Linked DNA regions of Homo sapiens: regions 1 and 2 are each linked to region 3. A link is a loop called in an ENCODE intact Hi-C map of the cell type or tissue named here. Cell type or tissue: PC-3. All regions are shown on one strand.

Region 1 (8,000 bases), 970 kb after region 3:
TTTGAATATGTCCCAGAGATTCTGGTATGTTGTTTCTTTGTTCTTGTTGGTTTCAAAGAACATCTTTATTTCTGCCTTCATTTCGTTATGTACCCAGTAGTCATTCAGGAGCAGGTTGTTCAGTTTCCATGTAGTTGAGTGGTTTTGAGTGAGTTTCTTAATCCTGAGTTCTAGTTTGATTGCACTGTGGTCTCAGAGAGAGTTTGTTATAATTTCTGTTCTTTTACATTTGCTGAGGAGTGCTTTACTTCCAACTATGTGGTCAGTTTTGGAATAGGTGTGGTTTTGTGCTGAAAAAAATGTATATTCTGTTGATTTGGGGTGGAGAGTTCTGTAGATGGGTATTAGGTCCGCTTGGTGCAGAGCTGACTTCAATTCCTGGGTATCCTTTTTAACTTTCTGTCTTGTTGATCTGTCTAATATTGACAGTGGGGTGTTAAAGTCTCCCATTATTAATATGTGGGAGTATAAGTCTCTTTGTAGGTCACTCAGGACTTGCTTTATGAGTCTGGGTGCTCCTGTGTTGGGTGCATATATATTTAGGATAGTTAGCTCTTCTTGTTGAATTGATCTCTTTACTATTATTTAATGGCCTTCTTTGTCTCTTTGATCTTTGTTGGTTTAAAGTCTGTTTTATCAGAGACTAGGATTGCAACCCCTGCCTTTTTTTGTTTTCCATTTGTTTGGTAGATCTTCCTCCATCCTTTTATTTTGAGCTTTTGTGTGTCTGCATGTGCGATGAGTTTCCTGAATACAGCACACTGATGGGTCTTGACTCTTTATCCAATTTGCCAGTCTGTGTCTTTTAATGGGAGCATTTAGTCCATTTACATTTAAAGTTAATATTGTTATGTGTGAATTTGATCCTGTCATTATGATGTTAGCTGGTTATTTTGCTCGTGAGTTGATGCAGTTTATTCCTAGCCTCGATGGTCTTTACAATTTGGCATGATTTTGCAGTGGCTGGTACCAGTTGTTCCTTTCCATGTTTAGTGCTTCCTTCAGGAGCTCTTTTAGGGAAGCCCTGGTGGTGACAAAATCTCTCAGCATTTGCTTGTTTGTAAAGTATTTTATTTCTCCTTCACTTATGAAGCTTAGTTTGGCTGGATATGAAATTCTGGGTTGAAAATTCTTTTCTTTAAGAATGTTGAATATTGGCCCCCACTGTCTTCTGGCTTGTAGAGTTTCTGCCGAGAGATCAGCTGTTAGTCTGATGGGCTTCCCTTTGTGGGTAACCCTGCCTTTCTTTCTGGCTGCCCTTAACATTTTTTCCTTCATTTCAACTTTGGTGAATCTGACAATTATGTGTCTTGGAGTTGCTCTTCTCGAGGAGTATCTTTGTGGCATTCTCTGTATTTCCTGAGTCTGAATGTTGGCCTGCCTTGCTAGATTGGGGAAGTTCTCCTGGATAATATCCTGCAGAGTGTTTTCCAACTTGGTTCCATTCTCCCCATCACTTTCAGGTACACCAATCAGACGTAGATTTGGTCTTTTCACATAGTCCCATTTTTCTTGGAGTTTGTTTCTTTTTATTCTTTTTTCTCTAAACTTCCCTTCTCGCTTCAGTTCATTCATTTCATCTTCCATCACTGATACCCTTTATTCCAGTTGATCGCATTGGCTCCTGAGGCTTCTGCATTCTTCACATAGTTCTCGAGTCTTGGTTCTCAGCTCCATCAGCTCCTTTAAGCACTTCTCTGTGTTGGTTATTCTAGTTATACACTCGCCTAAATTTTTTTCAAAGTTTTCAACTTCTTTGCCTTTGGTTTTAATTTCCTCCTGTAGCTCGGAGTAGTTTGATCGTCTGAAGGCTTCTTCTCTCAACTCATCAAAGTCATTCTCTGTCCAGCTTTGTTCCGTTGCTGGTGAGGAGCTGCATTCCTTTGGAGGGGGAGAGGTGCTCTGCTTTTTAGAGTTTCCAGTTTTTCTGCTCTGTTTTTTCCCCATCTTTGTGGTTTTATCTACTTTTGGTCTTTGATGATGGTGATGTACAGATGGTTTTTTGGTGTGGATGTCCTTTCTGTTTGTTAGTTTTCCTTCTAACAGATAGGACCCTCAGCTGCAGGTCTGTTGGAGTTTTCTAGAAGTCCACTCCAGACCCTGTTTGCCTGGGTACCAGCAGCGGTGGCTGCAGAACAGCGGATTTTTGTGAAGCACAAACGCTGCTGCCTGATAGCTCCTCTGGAATTTTTGTCTCAGAGGAGTACCCGGCGGTGTGAGGTGTCAGTCTGCCCCTACTGGGGGGTGCCTCCCAGTTAGGCTGCTCGGGGGTCAGGGGTCAGGGACCCACTTGAGGAGGCAGTCTGCCCGTTCTCAGATCTCCAGCTGCGTGCTGGGTGAACCACTGCTCTCTTCAAAGCTCTTAAACAGGGACACTTAAGTATGCAGAGGTTACTGCTGTCTTTTTGTTTGTCTGTGTCCTGCCCCCAGAGGTGGAGTCTACAGAGGCAGGCAGGCCTCCTTGAGCTGTGTTGGGCTCCTCCCAGTTCGAGTTTCCCTGCTGCTTTGTTTACCTAAGCTAGCCTGGGCAATGGTGGGTGCCCCTCCCCCAGCCTCGCTGCTGCCTTGCAGTTTGATCTCAGACTGTTGTGCTAGCAATCAGCGAGACTCCATGGGCCTAGGACCCTCCGAGCCAGGTGCGGGATATAATCTCCTGGTGTGCCGTTTTTTAAGCCCATCGGAAAAGCTCAGTATGGGGGTGGGAGTGACCTGATTTTCCAGGTGCTGTCTGTAACCCCTTTCTTTGACTAGGAAAGGGAAGTCCCTGACCCCTTGCACTTCCCGAGTGAGGCAATGCGTCGCCCTGCTTCGGCTCGCACACGGTGTGCTGCACCCACTGTCCTGCGCCCACTGTCTGGCACTCCCTAGTGAGATGAACCCGGTACCTCAGATGGAAATGCAGAAATCACCCGTTTTCTGCGTCACTCACGCTGGGAGCTGTAGAGCGGAGCTGTTCCTATTCGGCCATCTTGGCTCCAGCCCCTGTCTTTTTCTTAATTCTTTCAATTCCACTTTACCTCACCACAAACTACCCATGGCCCTCAGTGGGCTTCTCATAAAATACAGAAGTCTTAACTTTCACTTACTATTTAAATATGAATGCTAACAGCCAAATTATCGTAGATATTGAAAGATTTGCCATGTTTTAAAAATAATCTATTTCATCATTTAATGAGTAGTGTGTTTCTAAATATAGTACTATTTTCTTGTTTTGAAAGGCAAAAGTTTCTTCAAAGACATTCTCACTTAAAAAAATAACTAGCATTAGAGATAATTTTCAGATAAATCTTAATGTCAACAAATACCGAACTCTTCACTTACTCCTGTATGTTTTTTGGCAGAATTGTTTTCTCTTTTCTTTTTTTTTTTTTTTTTTTTTTGAGATGGAGTCTTGCTCTGTCACCCAGGCTGGAGTGCAGTGGCACGATCTGATCTCTGCTCACTGCAAGCTCCGCCTCCTGGGTTCACACCATTCTCCTGCCACAGCTTCCTGAGTAGCTAGGACTACAGGCACCCACCACCACTCCCAGCTAATTTTTCGTATTTTTAATAGAGACGGGGTTTCGCCATGTTAGCCAGGATGGTCTAGATCTTCTAACCTTGTGATCCGCCTGCCTTGGCTTCCCAAAGTGCTGGAATTACAGGCATGAGCCACCGAGCCCAGCCAGAATTGTTTTTTCTAACATTATTGAAAAAAAAAAAAATTTAAGGCTAAAATATTGCAGTCACAAGGCATTTTATATAGAAAGCACTGGCTAATTTTGATTTGTATCTTCGCTAGTATAAATAGATGCAAAAAGTTTGGCCATTGATTTGTACTACTGAAAGGTATAATGAAAAGCAGCCAGAATTCTTTTTAAGTAAATAAGATGAAGTGTTCTCCATTTGTTTTCAGGGAAATCAGTTAACATACCTCATCTTGTAAAATTATATAGTATAGTAGATTTTACCTGTCATTTACGTATCTTGAATTATTTTGTCATTAATCATTATTATCCGATAATTTAGCTTTCTAGTGGTAAAGTAGTTATTAAGAAGGAAATACCTTTGTGCTTAAAAACTCATACTATTGCCTGTCAAGCCTAGTCCAAGGTATTTGAACACTACTTAAAAATGCTAAAAACAGGCCGGGTGCGGTGTCTCACGCCTGTAATCCCAGCACTTTGGGAGGCCGAGATGGGTGGATCATGAGGTCAGGATATAGAGACCATCCTGTCTAACATGGTGAAGCCCCGTCTCTACTAAAAATACAAAAAAAATTAGCCGGGCGTGGTGGCGGGCGCCTGTAGTCCCAGCTACTCGGGAGGCTGAGGCAGGAGAATAGTGTGAACCCGGGAGGCGGAGCTTGCAGTGAGCCGAGATCGCTCCAGTGCACTCCAGCCTGGGCAACAGAGTGAGACTCCATCTCAAAAAATAATAATAATAAGAAGAAGAAGAGTAAGAATAATAATAATAAAAGGTTAAAAACAGAGAAGTGAAGCATATGTCTGACTTGGCTATTCTAACAGCTATTACGTAATAGAGTCAACTCTCACTTATCTGTGCTAAGATGGGTAGAAGCATTGGATTCTTACGGTGGAACCCCTAGATAATCATTACTTTTGGCACTGTTACCAACCCTTAAAAGACGTGCCAATGAAGAGCAACAACACTATTCCAGTTCCACCTGCCTGCCCTCTGGTGGACATGCTAATGAGCAGTGAAATGGCTACAGAAAGGACAGCTGGTGTGAGTGGGAAGCTTATTCACAAATAAGTCATCTTTCTTTATTACTGTGAAATACACATATAAATGATTTTGATTTCATGTCTAACAATTATACATTTATCAGGGACATCATTCTGTAGAAACACAACTAACGTTAGAGCGTTTGTGAACCTTTTTATTCCTTGCCTCTTCTCTCATCCATTTGGAAGGTCACCTAGTCAGATGAATAACAAACACTAGGTTCAGCTGTATAGTTAAGTTCAGCTTTGCTTTGTACAGGACTGTGATTCTTTTACTCAGAGCCTGAAAGGCAGATGTCATTCTGGGAAGTTTTACCCTCAATTATGAAGACATAAAAATACAGGAAAGGTTTAAAAAAAAGCGTAAGAGAAAATTCAGCTGCTGTGAAGTGGCAATGGAATAGCTCTTGCAAATTTCACAAGCTTTGGCTGTGCTCCCTGAAAAATCAGCAGCAGCAATGTCCTTCAGGCAGCAGCTGTCACTGCAAGCAAAGAAGCAGCACTGGAAAGAAAAAGAAGGGGCTCCTCTGCAGACAGAGAAAACAGCTGATGCATAAAAATACAGATAGGGCTGAAATTAGCAACAAGTTGCTGACTATTTTTTCCTTTTTGTAAAGTTCACTCAGCTACTAAGATAGATGTAAATTAAACTTTAGAGACAATGTGGTATCTCAAGTGGAACTGTGAAGGAATCATACCCTAGGCTGAGGACAAGTTTGATTTAAGATCCTACTACTTTTAGGCTCCATTTTCTGACGAGGGTGCACCATATTTAACTAAACCATTCAGGAAGCAGATTCAGCTACCTATTAAACACGTGGCAGTTTCAAAATGTTCAGGATTCTCTGCCCAGCACTCACATTACTCAGCTGTCATAGTAAAGGGCTCAGATATATGATGTGAAAATTACATTTTAACGAGGTGTCATGTGTGTTTAAAGTTCTTATTCATCACTACACAGCCACAGCTTTTACTGGAGATACAAATGCACTTAATTTGCATATTATAAGGACAGAAGGTGCACCATATCCTCATTGTTAAACTGTTATGTGTAGGCTTTTTGTTGGTTTAGATTCTACCATCTTTAGCGTACATAAGAATGGTTATATTTACATAATCTCAAACGGCTTTCAAGAAAATGTGGATTGTGTTTGGGAAGCAGAACAGCAGGTAACAAGACAGTAGCTACATCTCTTTATCATTCTATTGTTAGTACTTATTGCTGGATGTGTTTTTCACTAAATCTCAACCAGTAGATTTTTAGATCTGTTAGACATACTAATTTTAGGAAATTTTTGAAACTCAGCTTCTATGCCTGTTATTACCAATTTGAACCTACTTTCCCATCCTCCTTCAGTAGCAAATACTGGAAAACACGTGAATATTTAACAAGGAAAATTAGAATGTTTGATGGACAGCTTAGAAACAAACTGTAGGAGTCAAAGAAAATACCTCTCTTCTCACTGTTCTTTATTAATGAATAATCAATTTGGCAGAAGGTGGTTTGGGAGAGAGAAGAGTTAAAGGTGAAAGTCAGTCAAAACCAGGCACTAATCATAGCTAAAGGTAAGTGATGCAACTATCTGACCCCCTCCCACCAGCTGTATCAGGATAGAACATATGGTTTTAGAGTTATGATGCTCATGTGAGAATCACTCAAATAACCTGCAAAGCAGCTGAGTATTATTTGAACATTTTAAATGTACATCTTACAAAAAATAGCCAGTTAAAGGTAATAATAAAGGTATACTTTTATATTGTATTTTATAAGATAGGAAATAGGCTCAGGTGAAAGTATATTTGAAGAAAATTCTAGATTTGATAGTTCTGTATCTGGTGCTCTGCCCAGAAAAAACAGAGGAAGTGCTTTCACATGTACTTTGTACTCAAGTGCTAATGCTTAAAATCATTTTGGTACCTGTGTCCAAAGCTGAATCACTGGTTCTTTAGACAAAATGTATTTTCAAGAGAACACAACTATTATGCATTTCTAAAAATAATATATTTTCCATTTTCTTCAAGTTGAAGAAATCCCTACAATTTGTCAACTAAACAATTTATGTTCTTAATATAGAATTCTTTAAACAGTTGCCCACTTTCTTCCATACTGTAAAATTACTGACTTTAATTTCTTCTGGAAGAAAACACATTACGTATTAATGTACTTCTGTTTATCACACGCTAAACTGCCCCTTAGATTACCAAAGCTCACAACAATGTGGGTGAAGCAAGGGAGAAGCTGGTGGTACAGGGTGGGGGGAGTGACTTACTAAAACTTAGATTATAGATCCATGTGCTGACAGTGAAGATGACTACCTGAGGAGCATACACGTAATCTTAATAAATCACATTTAGAAATTATACTCCTATTCACCTAGTATCTTGAAAAAGCAGATTTAAAAAACATAGTCCATTTATCCATTTAATCATTCAACAGTCTTTACAAAGCACCAAGTATTTATCAGACATTTTATGAATTTGTAGATGGGCTGGGTTCAGTGGCTCCCACCTGAAATCCCAGCACTTTGGGAGGTCAAGCTACTCAGGGGGCTGAGGCTCGAGAATCGTTTGAACCCAGGAAATGGAGGTTGTAGTTAGCCGAGACTGTGTGGCACTGCACTCCAGCCTGGGCAACACAGTGAGACTCTGTCTCCAATCAAAAAAAAAAAAGTAATTTGTAGAAGAAACTGACTAAAACAATATCAATAAGATTATTACAATATGAATCAAAGTCTACTTAGTTCCAAAAAAAACTTTTTATAAAAAATTAGAGATGCTTTGCATTTGTATTTTCCTTAATATGTGAAATATAACTATATTATTTAAAATTTTAAGAAATTATTTGCAAATATATTTGCTATATGAATGCTAAATAGCAGTATCAAAATAAGTTCTGATTTATGTTTCCACCAATTTCATGCTGAGAAATGACAAAAATGCTGGCAATTTTACATTTAATATCATGCAGAATAGGTGACAACAGGATAGTGTTCCAAAAGTAATGTTTTTAGAGAAACATAGTAAATGAATTTTAAACTTCTTCTAAACTTTGCCAAGAAAAACTGGCCAATTAACGATTTTTTTCAAGGAGAAACTTCACTTAGAGTCTCTGAAAGCATTTTAAATACAAGTTTAAAAAGTCAATTGAAATTAATTTCTTAACATAGCTATTGTTGAAAACAGTGTTTCACAGATTGTACCATTTCTCAAGACATTTCTTCTGAAAAATAATGCAAACATACATGTCATACAATTGGGTAGCTCAACAAAAGG
Region 2 (8,000 bases), 300 kb after region 3:
AATACAGAATGGGTAGTAGAAGAAGGTAGTCATCAATACCAGCTATGACCACGTGACTAGTTGTAGAAACGAGGACTGTAATTGTTATGAGTATTTCTCCTTATTTTGTTAAGAACGTGTTTGTGCATGTATACACTTGTATTAAGAAAATATTTTCATTTTACTTCCTTTCCTTTTCCTTTATCATGTGACATAAGATTTATTGACTTTATAACTGCATTCAAGTGTTGTTAACTTTATGTAATAGCATTTAGGTTAAGGATTAGTGCACATCCTGTTATATGAAGGATACCTGTACTGTGTTTGGAGTAATTATCACCTTATTATTGTCTTTATTTGAAGATTACGTATGATTCAGGAGATGTGTATGGGTTCAATCTGAAAAGGTGTGGACTTGTGATGGTTAATATTGAGTGTCAACTTGATCAGATTGAAGGATGCAAAGTACTGATCCCAGGTGCGTCTATGAGGGTGTTGCCAAAGGAGATTAACATTTGAGTTAGTGGACTGAGAGAGGCAGACCCACCCTCAGTCTGAGTGGGCACCATTTAGCAGCTGCCAGTGAGGCTAGAATAAAGCACGCAGAAGAATTTGGGAAGAACAGACTGGCTGAGTCTTCTGGACTTCTTCTTTCTCCCATGCTGGATGCTTCTTGCATTCAAACATTGAACTCCAACTTCTTCAGCTTTTGGACTCTTGGACTTACACCAGTGATTTAACCAGGGGCTCTCAGGCCTTCAGCTATAGACTGAAGGCTGCACTTTCGGCTTCCCTACTTTTGAGGTTTTGGGACTCGTACTGGCTTCCTTGCTCCTCAGTTTGTAGATGGTCTATTGTGGGACTTCACCTTGTGATTGTGTGAGTCAATACTCCTTAATAAACTTCCCTTCATATATATATCTATCCTATTAGCTCTGTCCCACTAGAGAAACCTGCCTATACACTTCCCAATAGAAAGTTTATTTTCCAGCCAAAAAAACATCCTCTGTATTTTATGATTGAATGTCACTTCCTCAGGACTCTCTGTTTTTACACATTCTCTGCTGAAACATCTCTCTTTCTCTGGCTAATTACTTTTTATGCTTTGGGCTTAGAAAACCAATTACCAAATGTGGGAACCTATCTCTGATCTACAGTGCTAGATAGGTCCTCCTCCCTGCTCCCAGAGCACACTGAACATGACCACTTTTACAGTATTTATTATTCACTGCTGTAAGTATTGATGTTCTTCTGAATCTCCTCTGATAAATTTCTTTGGGACATGAAATGTGTCCTATTCTTTGCATCTACTATGCCTAGTAACCTTGGCTAATCTCAAATGTTCATGGAAAAAACAGTATTTTTGTTTATAATAAAAACAAATAGACAATCAAATTCATCACAAATTGATGCATTAATAATAAAACAACAGTGTTACTTATCACCCAATATGGTAAAACTGAATTATGGACAAATAATCAATCTTTGAAGGAGAATTTTGAGGCCCCAAATATTTATGAGCAGGGTGTGATTTGGACTTTAAAGAGAGTATACTCGTTAGTGTCCTCTTTCTGATGAAGCCAAAAAGAATAATAGAAGAGGAATGAATTCTTGGAAGGTGGAATCAAGGGCCATGGAAAACAATAGAGAGCTGCACCTGAGCCAAAACTGTGGCCCTAAGAGGGAAACATTTTCTATCTCCAAGGCCGAGGTGTAGCATAATATTCATTCAGCAGGACCTGAGAACCACTGCTACAGGCTTCTCATTCTTTTGCTTTCTAAATAGTAGTGTCTTTCTCAAAGTCTGCTAGACTTTGTAATATACAGTGACTAAAGATTTTGCAATATATTTTTCAAAAATCAAGAGACATGCCAGGAATAAAAGGCCAAAATTCTGACCTTTCTTTTGCATTTCTTGACAAAATGAAGGACAAAATACATAAAAATTCCCCCTACCTCACTGAATTTGTACTTGACGTGGCTCTCTGCCTGAAATGTTCTTCTCATAAATATCCACATTACAAATCCCCTTACTGTCTTGTAGTCTGCGTTCAGATGTAAATTAATCAGAGAAATCTTCCTCAATCACTTGTATAAATTAGCAAGACACACCAATACAACTTCACTTCCTATTTGATTACCATGGTGTATGCTTGGACTGAAGTACTTACCACCATCTAATTTTTGTTTTTGTTTATTTTTGTGTGCCTACCCTCTCTTTGCTGTAAGGGCTGTGAGATTCAGGACTTTGTTGTATTCGCTGCTATTACCTCAGTGCCTAGAAGAGTGATTGGCACAAAGTAGGAACTCAGTGTTGAATAAACGATTGAATGGGTTATAAACATTAATTCCTTAATAAAAAGACCTTTTTCTCCTTTCTTTATGTAGCAGTCCAACTGATCCTTGAAACATGTAAAGCATATCACATCACTCACCACTACACTTAGGCCACTTATATGCACAAATGTTTAAATGCCTTATTAACTACTTTTAATCATATTGGCCTTAATTCTATTTCCTCACCATTCCAAGGTTTTTTTGTTTGTTTGTTTTTGTTTTGATCTCAGGGCCTTTTTTTTTTCTGAAACACACTGCTAGATTTTCCATGGTGGGCTTGTTATTGTAGTATGAATGGCAAATATCTCAGCATACATATCACGGCCTCAGAGTTTCTTCCCTGAAGTATTCCACATACACCTTCATATATACAAGCAGATGGGCACACACATGTGCAAACACACACATTTCTCAGTCTCCATGCTAGGCTCATCATTGCATTTATCAAAATCTGAAATGTTTTAATTTATTTGTTCCCTGGCTTGTGAGTTGTTTTATCTTCCACTAGGCAATAAGCCCCATGAGAGCAGGAACCTTATCTGTGATTCATCTTATCTATTTCATTCACCATCAAGTTCCCAGTACCTAAAACAACATCTGATGTATGGAAGACACTTAATAATTACTGAATGAACAAATGAACCTTACATTCAGCCTAAATTTTAGTGCATTAAGACATTTTACCTCAATTTTCTACATGAATATCATTTAGTTGACAACGACCTGTGTTCCAGTTGTAGGTCTTTGCAAATCCTATGGACCTCAATATTAAGTGGACTAATTTATGGTGACCCTTTAATTTCTAAAGTTTTATAATGCAACAGTCAATTAAATATCAAATGTCATCTCAATTATGTATATTGAAGTATTTGCTATAGTTAGTGTTTAGGAAGTTCAATATTCCACGGACTTACTCTTTAAAGGAGAATAAAGTAATATCAGTGTATCTTATATAGATATGGCTAAAAATGTGTTGTTACTGAGCAAAGCATTTAAGCTTTACTGTTGTCAGCACTATCCAAAGAAAAGGAATTCCTACTTAAATAAACTTTCCAAATCTAGGCAACCTAGCTCTAGGCTTAGCATCAGCTGGTTGGTTGAGTCAACCTCAATAAAAGATGACTGTTTCTAGAAAAATTGGGAAAGTAAGAGTCAGACAAACCTGTATCAGTTCATGTTTTAGCCACTGTAGGTAAATTACATAATCTTTTCAACTCTCTCCACATCGTATCCAAGTGATCATAATATGTGTGTTGTAAGGGCTAGAAATATGTTTAATATGCATAACATAACATACCATTTGTAATGTATTAGATGCAAAATAAGCTCTATAGGCTGTTATTAAGATATTGAGTCATATGATGGTAGGAAATTTTTTTATTAATGTTTAATAGGATTGTTCTTTTCAAAACATAATATAATGGTGAAAATGGAAATGTATTTAGATGTAAAGAAAGTTATGCAGAAGTTTTCTTAAAATATCAGCAAAACGTGATCAATACTAGTTGCTAGTAATATGTGTACATATTTGACCTGTGTATGAGAATGAGTCCCAGATCAAATGTAATTAGTAACAGTTGATAATGAAAATATTATTTTAAAACAGGGAGATTTTTCAGATAAGAAATGTCAGAAATGAATATATTACTGTAAACACAACAACATAATTGTACCATTTATTGAGTTCCTGCAATTTCACTAGGAACTCTATGTCTAGTTCTATGTATAGCTGCTATTTAAAAATACTCAAAACTAGGTAATTTTTAAAGAACAGAAACTTACCTCTCACAGATCTGAAGTCTGGAAAGTCCAAGTTCAAGCTGTCAGCATTTGGTGTCTGGTAAGGGGCTTTTGGCCATGTCCTCAACATGGCAGAGAGGGTGAACATTGTGTCCTCACATGGCAGAAGGGCAAAAAGGACCCAGGCTAGTTTTCTCTAACCTTTTTATAAGGCACTAATCTATTCATGATTTTGGAGCCCTTGTGACTTAATCAATTCCCCAAAAGGCCTCACGTCTTAAAACTAGTACAATGAAGATGAAGTTTCAACATGAATTTTGGAGGGAACATCATTATTCAAACCTCCAAGGAGGATGTAGTATCTTAATTTTACAGATTAAGGACATGAGGGTTTCATTCTGTGACATAACATATGCTTTCCAAATATAACCATAAAATTAATACAAAAGTTAATTAAACCAAAATAGCTTGAATAGATTTTTCTCTTATAAAAATAAAAAATGAATAGATACATACCTGTAACCATGTGAGATTTCTTAGCTTATTTGAAATCTATGAATCTATGCATACATTCAATAAAGTATCTAACATGATATTATTTAGTGAATTTTAGGTGAAGTATTTATAATATGTTTGTTTCGCAAAGCAATTAGAAACTGAGTCTGTATGACTTGTTGTTCTCTTTACTGCCTTGGGTTAATTTCAAGATGGTAATCTTTGGGGTTCATTGGCTTCCTCCCTGATTCTCATTAAGTAATTCTGTTCTAAATCTCTGATTATGGTGCAACTTCTAACTACTCAAGGACAAGAAAAAGATTAGATACTTGCTTGATTTAGAAACACAAGAACCCCAAGGAACTAACCTAAACTTTCAGTGCCTAGAGTAAGGAGATTTGAAAGCCTGTCACATCTAGGAGACATCTATCAGAAAAATACATGTATCAAAAGTCAGGCATTATAAGCTTATAGAAATCCACCATAACCAAAATTATTTTAGCAAAAATTATTTTCACTAACTACATTTTAATGCTTCTCATATCACAGATTTCTAAAAGTAAAATAGTATAAACTATTGAATAAACCCTTTTGTACTTCTACTTAAGACAAAATATGTAGCAAATGAGCTCTTTGACACGGCATTAATTGATATTATTTTACTTGAATTTCATAAATAATGAACTAGATATTATATACCTCAAGGCAGAAACATGTCTTTGCAGGTTTTATATTTTCTATGACATCATATACGATCCAAACTGTAAATAGAGTTGAACCAAATGTTCCCCCATTTAAAGCTGGCCACAGCAAAGATTTCAGTTTTATCCCATAATATATTAACATGCTATGGGCAAGAGCACAACCAAACCTTATAAAAGAGGCACCTGTGGTTTTTAAATTAAGCCCATTTGCTGTAATTAGCCAGCTTTATTTTTCATAAGCCCACTTTTTTCATTGTTTTTTAAACTATCCCTGTGGTGGTCATAAACACCATGCAGTTTTTATGGGGGAGGATTTTGTTTCTCAAAACCCCAGGTGAATTGAAATCAAATCACCTAGGCCACTACTAAAGGAAAGAAATAAAAAAAGAAATTGCGGGCTCTGGTTAACTCAGCTCTAGTTGTAGGCGATTCAATCTAAATAAAATTGACTGGCATTAATGCAGTTCTGTCTTGTACAATCTCAGTAGATTTACCTTTCCCTTGGAGGTTAATTTCCAGCATGGTTATTATTGATTCACAGCTTACATTTCTGCATGATTAACCCTTTAAAAATAACTGTGCATCCAAAAAGAAACACAATTTGAAATAAAATCTCAAGGAATTCCATAGAATAATTGTGGCCATTTAAAAAAATTTGAAATATATTTAAGAATAGCCAATGATGTTTAAAATCAATGCAAAACAATTACAGATTTGATACATATCAGATAACCTTTTTAGAATTATTTGAGCTTTCCTTTTTTTCCAGATGTACTAAAATTTTTCTCAGAAATTCTATGATGATTTAGCTAAAAATATTTTACATATATTGCTTTGCTTAGCACTAGTCATAAAAAGAGAAGCATTTGCTCTTTTGTGTATCAGAGCAAGATTTGCAGAAGTTTTATCATGGGCCTTTTTTCTTGTAAAGCAAAAAAGGCATAACCAGAAATGACAGACACTTAAAAAAAAAGTTCTCAGACTAGTATATGGTAATTTCAATATTCTAATGAAAAGAATTTGAGTAAAAAAAGCATTCCTACTATTCTGGAAAACTGGCAAACGCCCCTGTTTATAGTCAATAGCTGATATGGGTAAGAAAAAATATAAATACTGTACTTGATTCTTTCAAGTCTATTTGTTCTTTGATGTTATTGTACAATGACTCTTAATAAGAGCACTATGTTTCACAGGTGGCAAGGAAAATAGATATATGTGGATGATCTCATATAAGAGTGTATTTAAGCATGAAAATTTTATCAAGGACACGAAAATGATCAAACTTGATCAGCATAATTTCAAATCTAAAAATTGATTAAAAGGAAATACATAGAAACTTTGACACAGTGTATAGAGCACACGAAGATATTAATTTTACTGGTGTTAAATAAATCATAAATTTAAAAAAATCTCAATTCCAAGCTAAAGAAATAGATACCCAAATCATAAAGTATCTACTTGAAAAAATATTTTCCAAAACTACTAAGTATAATTTGTTGTTTTAATCTATTCCGAAAATAGTTTGGCATTGCTAATAGAGTGGAAAACATAGGTAATCTGTAACACATTCATTCCATCTGTATGATATGCCCTAGAGAAATTCATACTCTTCATCATAAAATATCTATGTACGAAGATGATTACAGCAGTGTGGTTTCTGATAGCAAAGTAATGAAGACACCTCAGATGTTGTCGCTAATAGAATAAATTAAAATTTTGTGATATAGTCATATAATATTGTACAACATACATAAAAAGGCCTAGTCATATAATGTCATTGATACAATGTTTAAAATTTATTAAATACTTAACACAATGTTGAGTTGTTTTAAAAGTAGGCTACAAAATAAAACATACAGTATAAGTTCATTATGTGAATTTTTTAAAAGAAAAAATATACCATATTGCTTATGGAGCATATGTAGTTGATAAAGATTATGTAACAATGAGATAATAATTTTTATAAATTTAAAAATTAGCAAATATTAATGTTAGTAAACACTTACTGAATTGAGGAACTAAGAAGTAATCCACAGTAGGCTTCTTCGTGTGAATTTAGTTCATAAATGTGTGTTATATTTCACAATACATACTTTTAAATGGATAATTTCAAACTTAATTATTGAAGGGAGAAAATAGCTATGCTATAATATTAAATATGATAGCATACAAATTTTATTTCCTTTGTGCATGCATGTGTGTACATATATGTCTCTGTGTGTATTTACATATATAGTTATATAAGATGGGAAAAAGGAAACAGAACAATGGAAGAAAGAACTGGTGAACATCAGGTTACTTCAGGTTACTTTTTTGTAAGGGTTAAAGCAGAGTGACCTCCTTATTACTCTGATGCAGGTAGATTGGAATCTTCTGTTTCTACGAAAAACTGGTCTGTTTGGGGACCTCTCTGTTTCCTTAAAGTTTGATTATGTGGCATTTAACATGAGTGATGCTTTTTTGGTTTAGTCTTGTCTACTGGAGCCTAGTGCAGGAGTTCGGTCCAAAGCAATGGCCTCCCATAATTTTTCTTTAACACTTTCAAATTTCTACTCCCTCGGTAGCAGAGAAAACTGTATTTACTTTAGCTCTTACTCGATCTTTAGTCAAGCTAAACATTCGTCTTTTGGAATAATTGTTCAGCTTCTCTTATTTTTATTTCTCACTAAACCCCTGCTTCTTTCTAAGATGATGTCCAGACGAATGTAGGCAAAAGAAGTCATGTAACTTTGCTGAACAGAAGTC
Region 3 (8,000 bases):
AAGTTGAAAATGTCAAGTGTTTTGTGAAGCTATTAAGAAATAAAAGAATTTACAGAGGTCCTGGAGGATGAAACTTTGTAGAGAAAGAAAAAATCTAAGGAGCCCCAAGGCACCTGACACATTAGTAAAAGACTATATTGAAAGCAGATCTTCCAGCTTCAGTAGCCCCAAATGACAACACGTTCAGATACACATCACTCAATTACCACCCTGCAAATTCATCCTCTTTAAATTGTAAGCAAAAATAAATTATTTTAAGCCACTTAGTTTCAAGTGTTTTTATGCAGCAACAAATAACCAGAACCGAATTACTGTTTTATCTATGTAACTATAATTTAAATAGATCATTAATTTTTTAATTGCAGAAAGTAAGTTAGAAAACTGGTTCTAAATGTACAATTTAAGGTTATGGAAATATCTAAACCATAAATAGCATGTAGATTCAGTAACTGAATAACTGGATTTCAGGACAGTTTTATATTTTCCAAATATATATGTTACTTATATATAAGAATTCATATTTTGTAATGTTATCGTCTTTATTTGTGTTTTCTTATATTTAAAGCAAGCTGAGTAAAATATTAGTAAGACTAACAGGTGACACAACCATTGTAAGATTTAAAATCATGTGCACCTGTACGTATGTTTCTGTATGTTTTTTCTCAGTCCTTTGCATATAGTATTCTATTTCTGTCTGGCATCCATTTTTGTTGATAAGTTTGTTTTCAAACTATCTGTCATTCTTTTATAATCAATTTGTCTTTTCTTTCTCTAACAGCTCTAAATTTTTTTTTTTTTTTTTTTTTTTTTTTTTTTGAGACTGAGTCTCACTCTGTCACCCAGGCTGGAGTGCAGTGGCGCTATCTCGGCTCACTGCAAACTCCACCTCCCGGGTTCATGCCATTCTCCTGCCTCAGCCTCCCGAGTAGCTGGGACTACAGGCTCCCATCACCACACCCAGCCAATTTTTTGTATTTTTAGTAGAGACGGGGTTTCACCGTGCCAGGATGGTCTCGATCTCCTGACCTCGTGATCCACCCACCTCAGCCTCCCAAAGTGCTGGGATTACAGGAGTGACCCAACGAGCCCTGCCAAGACTATCTATTTTTATGCTCAAGTTCAATGAAGAATGGGCAGTCATGTAGAAATGTGATTGGACAGAGGGTATGATTTAATTATAAGAGACTGATTGGAGAACCCAGCAAGCCCTATCTGTTCGGGTTCTTTTTGACCTCTCTATGTAGCATTTCTACCTCCCAGGTATAGGGCAAGACCCCTTTGCAGTGAAGGTCTTCAAGGGAGAAGAATAGTTTTTCTAGGATCCGTGGTTTTCTTTGGCAGAGAGGAGTTCTAGTTTCTGTGACCTGTCTTGTAGAAGCGGAATTCTGGTTATTATTATTCACTTCAGGGAAGGAAGACAGGCAGGGAACAGGAGGATGAGAGAAAAGGCTTCTGAGCCTTTTAATTATTTTTAATTCAAAATGCTCAACACACTAAGGCATCATATTTGGGGTTTTGTTTTCTGAATCCCAACATGATGTCTAGTTATTATGGTGCCTTAGAGAGTCTTATTTTTATACCATATTTTAATATCCAAGATCTGTAATTTGATTTTGATATCTATCAGTTCTATATGACTTTGTCTTTGTTTTATAATTCTCATTGTTTCTAAGAATTCTTTCCCATTTCTCTTTTAGAATCTTAAACCTCTTGTAAAATCAATTCAAACTTACTGTAACATGTGCATTTCATTGACTTGCTCCTATGTTTCAACTGTTGATTTTGCTGATCTCAGGTGAGAAATCTCTCTCTCTCTCCCCCCCTTTTTCCCCCGCTACTCCCCTTCCTTCTTTGTCCAGCAGTTTTGCTTTTTCCTCCAACTGGCTGCCGAGATCCCATCTGGAATCAGGAATTATATTGGCTCTCATACTGTAATGTTCCAGGGTATTCTAGATCTAGTCATTGAGGTAACATACAGTTCATCCCAGACAGGGTCTTAACTGTGCTGCTAAAAAAAAAAAAAAAGACAATAACTCCTGGAAATGGTTTAAGCTTTTATAGTCTCCTTTCTTCCAGAGATAGGGGGTCTTAATTCAGCCTTCATTTTTATGCAGAGTGGCTAGTTCTTGTCCTCTGTTCCAGTGATTTGCCATTCAATATGTCTACCCCACAGAAGATGAAATGTCATGATGTCTCTGGCTTACTTAGAATCCTTCAGATCAGCATATTCATGGTATCATGGTATAAGAAGTAACTTACACAAATGAATAATTTTTAAAAAATTTAGTTTTGTCATGTTTGGGAAAAAAAAGGAAGTAAAGTATGAATTTATCATTTTGACCAGAAATTCCCTAAGAACTCACTAATGCCTACCTTCCCCCACCTTCCCATTTAAACCTCAAAGCCTTGACTTCAAATATCAGGCAACAATCATTGTTTCCAGATATCCATATGCCCTAAAGGATTCTTAGTCAGGGAATGTAAACGGACAATAAAAAGGTTCATTGAAAAGGAAACAGTTTACACACACTTACTGAAAGAGGTAAAGTTCCTGGTATAAAAAGCTATAAAATGAATAATAACAATAAAATGTGTTCTAAGAGCAACCTCCATTTCCTGTTTCATTACCAAAAACAGGGAATAGTTTTTAACTAGTTGAACTGAGAGTCTGCTTTGGAATCTGACTAGTGTCAATTTTGTACATTTCTGATCCTCTTGTGCATCCCTGGTTGTCTTGCCATATGTCTTACATTGAGTCGTTCGTCATTCATCACAGATAGTCATTATTTTTCTTCTTAAGCTTTGAAATGGCTGTACGATACTGCTCCCTCTTCCTTTCTAGCCAGATTCCTGGAAGTCTATTTATATCTGTTGGAGACTGCATTTCTGCTCTGCTCTGGATAGGTGAACTTTATAAAACAACTGTAGTGGAAAATGTCACTACAAACATGCACTTGAATCTAAAGAGTGATCTCCAATGGCAAAAAAAAAATCTATGTACCATGAATCTGCCTACCTAATGCTATCACATTTTCTCATGATCAGCTAGTAGTTTTCCCTGCATTACTGTTAGCTACTCGATGATCAACATCACATAGGTCATCTAAGTAGGCACAGCGTCAAATGCTGACTTAGGGGTATACATTGAAAGGCATAATTCTTTTAAGGAGTTGGCAGGCTGTTTGGAAAGGACAATGAGAAAAGCTTTCAATATTTTGTTGTTGCAGATTGGATCCAAAGAAGGAGATGTGAGCAACAGAGAGATTGGATAGGAGAAAATTGTAATGGCAATATGAAATAACTAGGGCCTAAATGATAGTGATGGCTTGGGAATGGAAGGAGCAAACCAAGAAACAAAACAAAAAGGAGTTATCATACCATGGGACAGAACCTGTGAAAGAAAAGAACAAGGAGTTAAACACAACAATAATAAAAAGAGCAAGAACAGTAACAACACGTGAAATTTGCTAACTGCTAAAATACTTCAAACACAAGAAACCAATACAATGTTAGTAACAGTGACAGAACCTGGAAAGAGATCCATTTTAATGAGAAAAATTATTATTGGGTCACAGAAATTCCAAGTTTCATGTGATTGTGGGCCATGATAAAGGAAAACATTGATCTGTAGAAGAGGTATACATTTCAGGCATCAAGGAAGTCAAAGCTTAAAAAGTAGTACAGTAAGGAGGGAGCAAAGAGTCTTAATAAAATGAGAAATAAACTGAGTAGCTTATTACCTTAGAAGATTTAGTGATTTTTTAAATCAAATCTATATAAGTTCTGAAGACTTAGAGAGGAAAAGAAGATTTTACATTCTCTTTATCACTTGAGCAAAGAGGTAATGGAAGAATATATTTTTTTATTTTTTATTTTCTAGATTTTCCTTAATATAAATATTTATGCTTTAATTGAATTGCTTCATTGCTATATAGTATCTCTCTAAAGCACCACAACCCTATGGTAACAGTCACTATAGAAAACCAAAAATTCCTTTGCTTCTCTCTATAAACCATTTCTCATTTTCGTCTGTAATTTAATTCAAAAGAAAACATCATTTTAGAGATGCAGAAACATAAATTACATCTAAATCTACAATGGCCTCTGAAATTATCTCTTTAAAATGTCTTAAAGTATCATGCAATACATGGTGAATTAGTAAAATTGTAACAATTTTTCCAGATTTTTTTTTCCAAACAACTAAGATACGAAAAGAGAAGAATTACCAGTAAATGAAGATTGGAGTGATCATTTCCTGTTTGTTTTTATTGTGGTTTGATTTCAATGTAATGTTTTCTAATAAGCTAACAAGTGCAGTATCTCTAAACAAACTTCAAATGAACATATTAATATGGAGCTCACAGAGTCCCTTTTTGTGTCCCTTTTTACCTTGGTACAATAGCCTACTGTGCAGAGTGCTCCATGGAGAATTCTTTAACACTGGGTGGCGCTATATACTAACAAAAAAATCTTTATTTAGCATGACTATCTATATTTTTAGTTTCAGTTCATTTTTGCAGTCTTGATATCAACTATCATTGCATATTATTTTGTGAGTCCTTCTGATATTCCACTCACACAAATGTCTGGTGCAAACTGGGCTATTAGCAAAGAAATGTCAACCATGTTGCTCCAACTAGGTAGCATGTTCGTGATAAAGCATTATGAGAAATAAACTGGAAGAAAATAAAATCATGTGATAGAGAAGCATTTGTCCCTCATGTCGATGACTGAGGATATTTGTTGGAGGGAAACATTAAGTGAATTACAAATTTGCATAGCCAGTGAATTCCAAAGTAGCATCACATTTTCTATTACCTAGTTATAAACAGTGATGCAATAAATCATTAAATGTGACATGGAAGTTATTTAATTTACTGACCTAGATCACTCATAGAGTCACTCACATAAATAATTGAGCTATTTTTTTTTCAGGAAATTGGATACCAAGGCATTTATATCCTAAAGGAATACATATAAAGGTTTTTGGAAATTTTAACACAGTATCTGTTATACAATTGAAGACAAAAAAAGTACATTGGAAGAATTTACTGATAAAATATTAGAATCTTTTATTAAAATAATAAAAGAAATATAAAATCTATTTTGGGGAAGAAGCTTTTCATTTTTCTCTTATAAGTGATATATATTAGTATACATCTTGAAAAAATTATTGAATAAAGAACATATTAGCATATGAATTCTTCTTCCACCAGCACCCTCCCTTGCCACCAATTACACTCCAAACTCAGAGATAAAAGTTTATGTATACATTCAATCCTTTTTACCTGCATAAAATCCACTTTTGTATACATGCACAAATTCTATTGTATATTAACAAGATCATACTATGCATATTGATCAACACATTGTTCTTTCAATTAAAAACAGACCTGAAGTATTTTTCTATGTCCTCATAAAGGTTTGATTCTTTTCAACAGTAGCATGATATTCTATAGCATGAGTAAGCCATACATTTTTAACTGTTTTTCTCATTGAATTTTTAGAGTTTTGATTTTTAGGTTTCTTTCTCCTTTATTATAAACAATGGCACAGTAAACATCCTTGTACACACTTCTCTGTGTATGTGTATATTTCTGTTGGATGAATTTTAGAAGTAGAATTGCTGAGGCAAAAGGAAGGTACAACTTCCTAAAAAGCTAGTCGAATTTCACATTTGCTCCAACAATGCAGTAGAGTGTCTTGTTGGAATTCTTCCCCAGTTCTTGGCAGCAATGAACAGTATCAGTCTTTTTTTCTCTCATATTTGAAGGTTGGGGTGCTATGTCTTGGCTGTTTTCATTGTTGATTGATTATATAGAGATTGTGGATTGTTTTATATTTTTATTGAAATTTATGGGCTTTCTTTTTAGAATTGCACATTCACATCATGTTTAAACATCTTGATACTGGGTTAATTCTATTTTTGCATATATAGCATTATAACAGACATTTGTATCATGTATACTTACTTTTTGTTAATAATAGAAAATGCAAATATTGTCCCCAGCCTGTCTTTTGTCTATTAGCATTGTTTACATCATTGTTGATGATCATAATGATTGTCATCTCTACCATTTTTTTCTTTATGAATTCTGACTTTGTATCTTGCTTAAGAAAGCTTTTTTCACCCCAAATTGTTTAAGATATTTGCATTTTTTTACTAGTACTTTTATAGTTCAGGTTATTATATTTTTCCCTCTAATTCTTCTAAAATTTAATTTTGTATATGGCTTGTGGGAGGGAATTAAACTTTTTCTCAAATAAATAGCTAGTTTTCCAGATATTTATTTAAAAGTTGATCCTTTTCCTGTGGAATTGAAATACTGCTTTAATCATAAACTCAAGAAATCTTTCTTGAGCTTTTGGACAAGTATGGTTGACATTCTCTGGTTTTATTGTATACATTTTGTTTTATTTCCCTAAAACTTCTTGTAGTAATAATCAAATGATCATATCAATAGCATTCATAGGCTAATTATTTTTTAGAATTGCTTACATAGGGGTCTTATTTCTCAAATTACAATACAAATGAGTTAAGCTATGAAAGATCAGTGTTCTTCTAATGCATACTATTCAGCCTTTAAGAAGAGGGAAATCATGTAACGAAAACATGGATGAACTCGGAGGACATTATACCAAGAGAAATAAGCCAGGCACAAAACAACAAATACTGCATGGTCTCAGTTATATGTGAAATCCAAAATAATCACTCAGAAGCAGTGAACAGAATGATTAGCAGAGGCTGAGGAGTTGGGGGGAATGAGATGTTGGTCAAAGAGTACAGTGTTTCAGTTATACCAGAAAAATAAATGGTAAACATTTGTGTTAATGGATATGTTAATTACCTTTATTCAATTATTCCATATTGAGTGTGTGTGTATATATATGTGTGTATATATATATGTATATATATATGTATATATATATATATATCACAGCATCACTTTGTATCCCATAAACATATACAATTATAATTTGCCAATATCTAATAAATAATAGAGAAAAATGTGAAAATGACATTTTTCCTATTTGTAATCTTTTTGAAATAATTAACACAGTAACTCTCTTCAATATTCAAAAAAAAAGATTACCTTTCTCAAGGGCTTTAAGAATGGTTAGTCTAAACCTCAAAATGTACAGTTGTATATTGACCTCAGTATGAAACCATTTATCTTGGCAAGGAAAAGATATAATGATTTTTGTAATTTTGCATTTATTGTATCTATACTCAGTAAGCACACTAAAAGTGCTTGTATACCTTGACATTTTTTAAAGGGTGAGACTAGACAAATGAAACATTTCTCCTAACAATGTAGAAGAAATTTTTTTTTTACTAAATAGTTTGCCGTCTGAGACATATTCAAAATATATGATTTTTTGATGATTTCTTGACCCAGGGCCTCCTGTTCCATTTGGACTATCTTAAATTGCAGGAATAGTTCTCCACATTTACTTCTTCATGTACAATATTTCCATAAATAGAGTGTGAGATGTTACAAAGTGTTTTTACTAACAACACATCGGTTATTAAACGTGGGATTTTTTTCTCACAGCAACCAGTTCTCTAACTATTTGGACACCAACTGGGTGTACTACAATTCAATTCAATTCTGTCACTAACCACTTGGAGTTAGTACAATCCCCACAGGTTAGAGGCTAAGTCCCACAAGACTGCCCCCTACTTCAGACTCCAATCCCAAGTCTTGGGCCTCCTGTAGTTCTGACTGGCTATGCATTAGGGGCTTCAACAACTCCTTCCTCAAGTTTTGGTCATTTGCTGGGACAATCCTCACAACTTAGGGAAGTTTTTTAGTTAGTATTACCAGTAAATTATAAAGGATATAACTCAGGAACAGCCAAATGGAAGAAAGGCACAGGGCAAAATACTGGGGAGAGAGTGTTTCACACCCTCTCCACATGTTTCACCCTGACAGCGTCTTGCTCTGTTCACCAACCAGAAGCCCTCTGAATGTCATTGTTTAGGCGTTTTCATGAAG

Evidence for each region. Peaks named below come from ENCODE experiments on the same cell type or tissue, not always from the same donor. Only the 100,000 strongest peaks of a DNase experiment are listed, where the experiment ranks them.
Region 1: it touches region 3 in a loop (12-fold over the local background); 3 of 110 quality-filtered maps call a loop at or near these places.
Region 2: it touches region 3 in a loop (5-fold over the local background); 2 of 110 quality-filtered maps call a loop at or near these places.

What each region holds. Positions count from the first base shown.
Region 1 is chr4:61,738,705-61,746,704 of GRCh38, reverse strand. The region is part of intron 8 of ADGRL3 (adhesion G protein-coupled receptor L3); the gene reads right to left. Among named protein-coding and RNA genes, the nearest start is that of ADGRL3-AS1, 420 kb to the left of the region's middle. In PC-3, a CTCF peak has its summit at 4,691 (motif pointing left); a DNase peak (open chromatin) is centred at 4,684.
Region 2 is chr4:62,410,893-62,418,892 of GRCh38, reverse strand. No RefSeq gene overlaps it. Among named protein-coding and RNA genes, the nearest start is that of ADGRL3-AS1, 250 kb to the right of the region's middle. In PC-3, no CTCF peak of the experiment used is centred here; a DNase peak (open chromatin) is centred at 3,432.
Region 3 is chr4:62,706,289-62,714,288 of GRCh38, reverse strand. No RefSeq gene overlaps it. Among named protein-coding and RNA genes, the nearest start is that of ADGRL3-AS1, 550 kb to the right of the region's middle. In PC-3, a CTCF peak has its summit at 4,439 (motif pointing right); DNase peaks (open chromatin) are centred at 2,468 and 4,428; H3K4me3 peaks cover 1,117 bases; H3K27ac peaks cover 1,909 bases.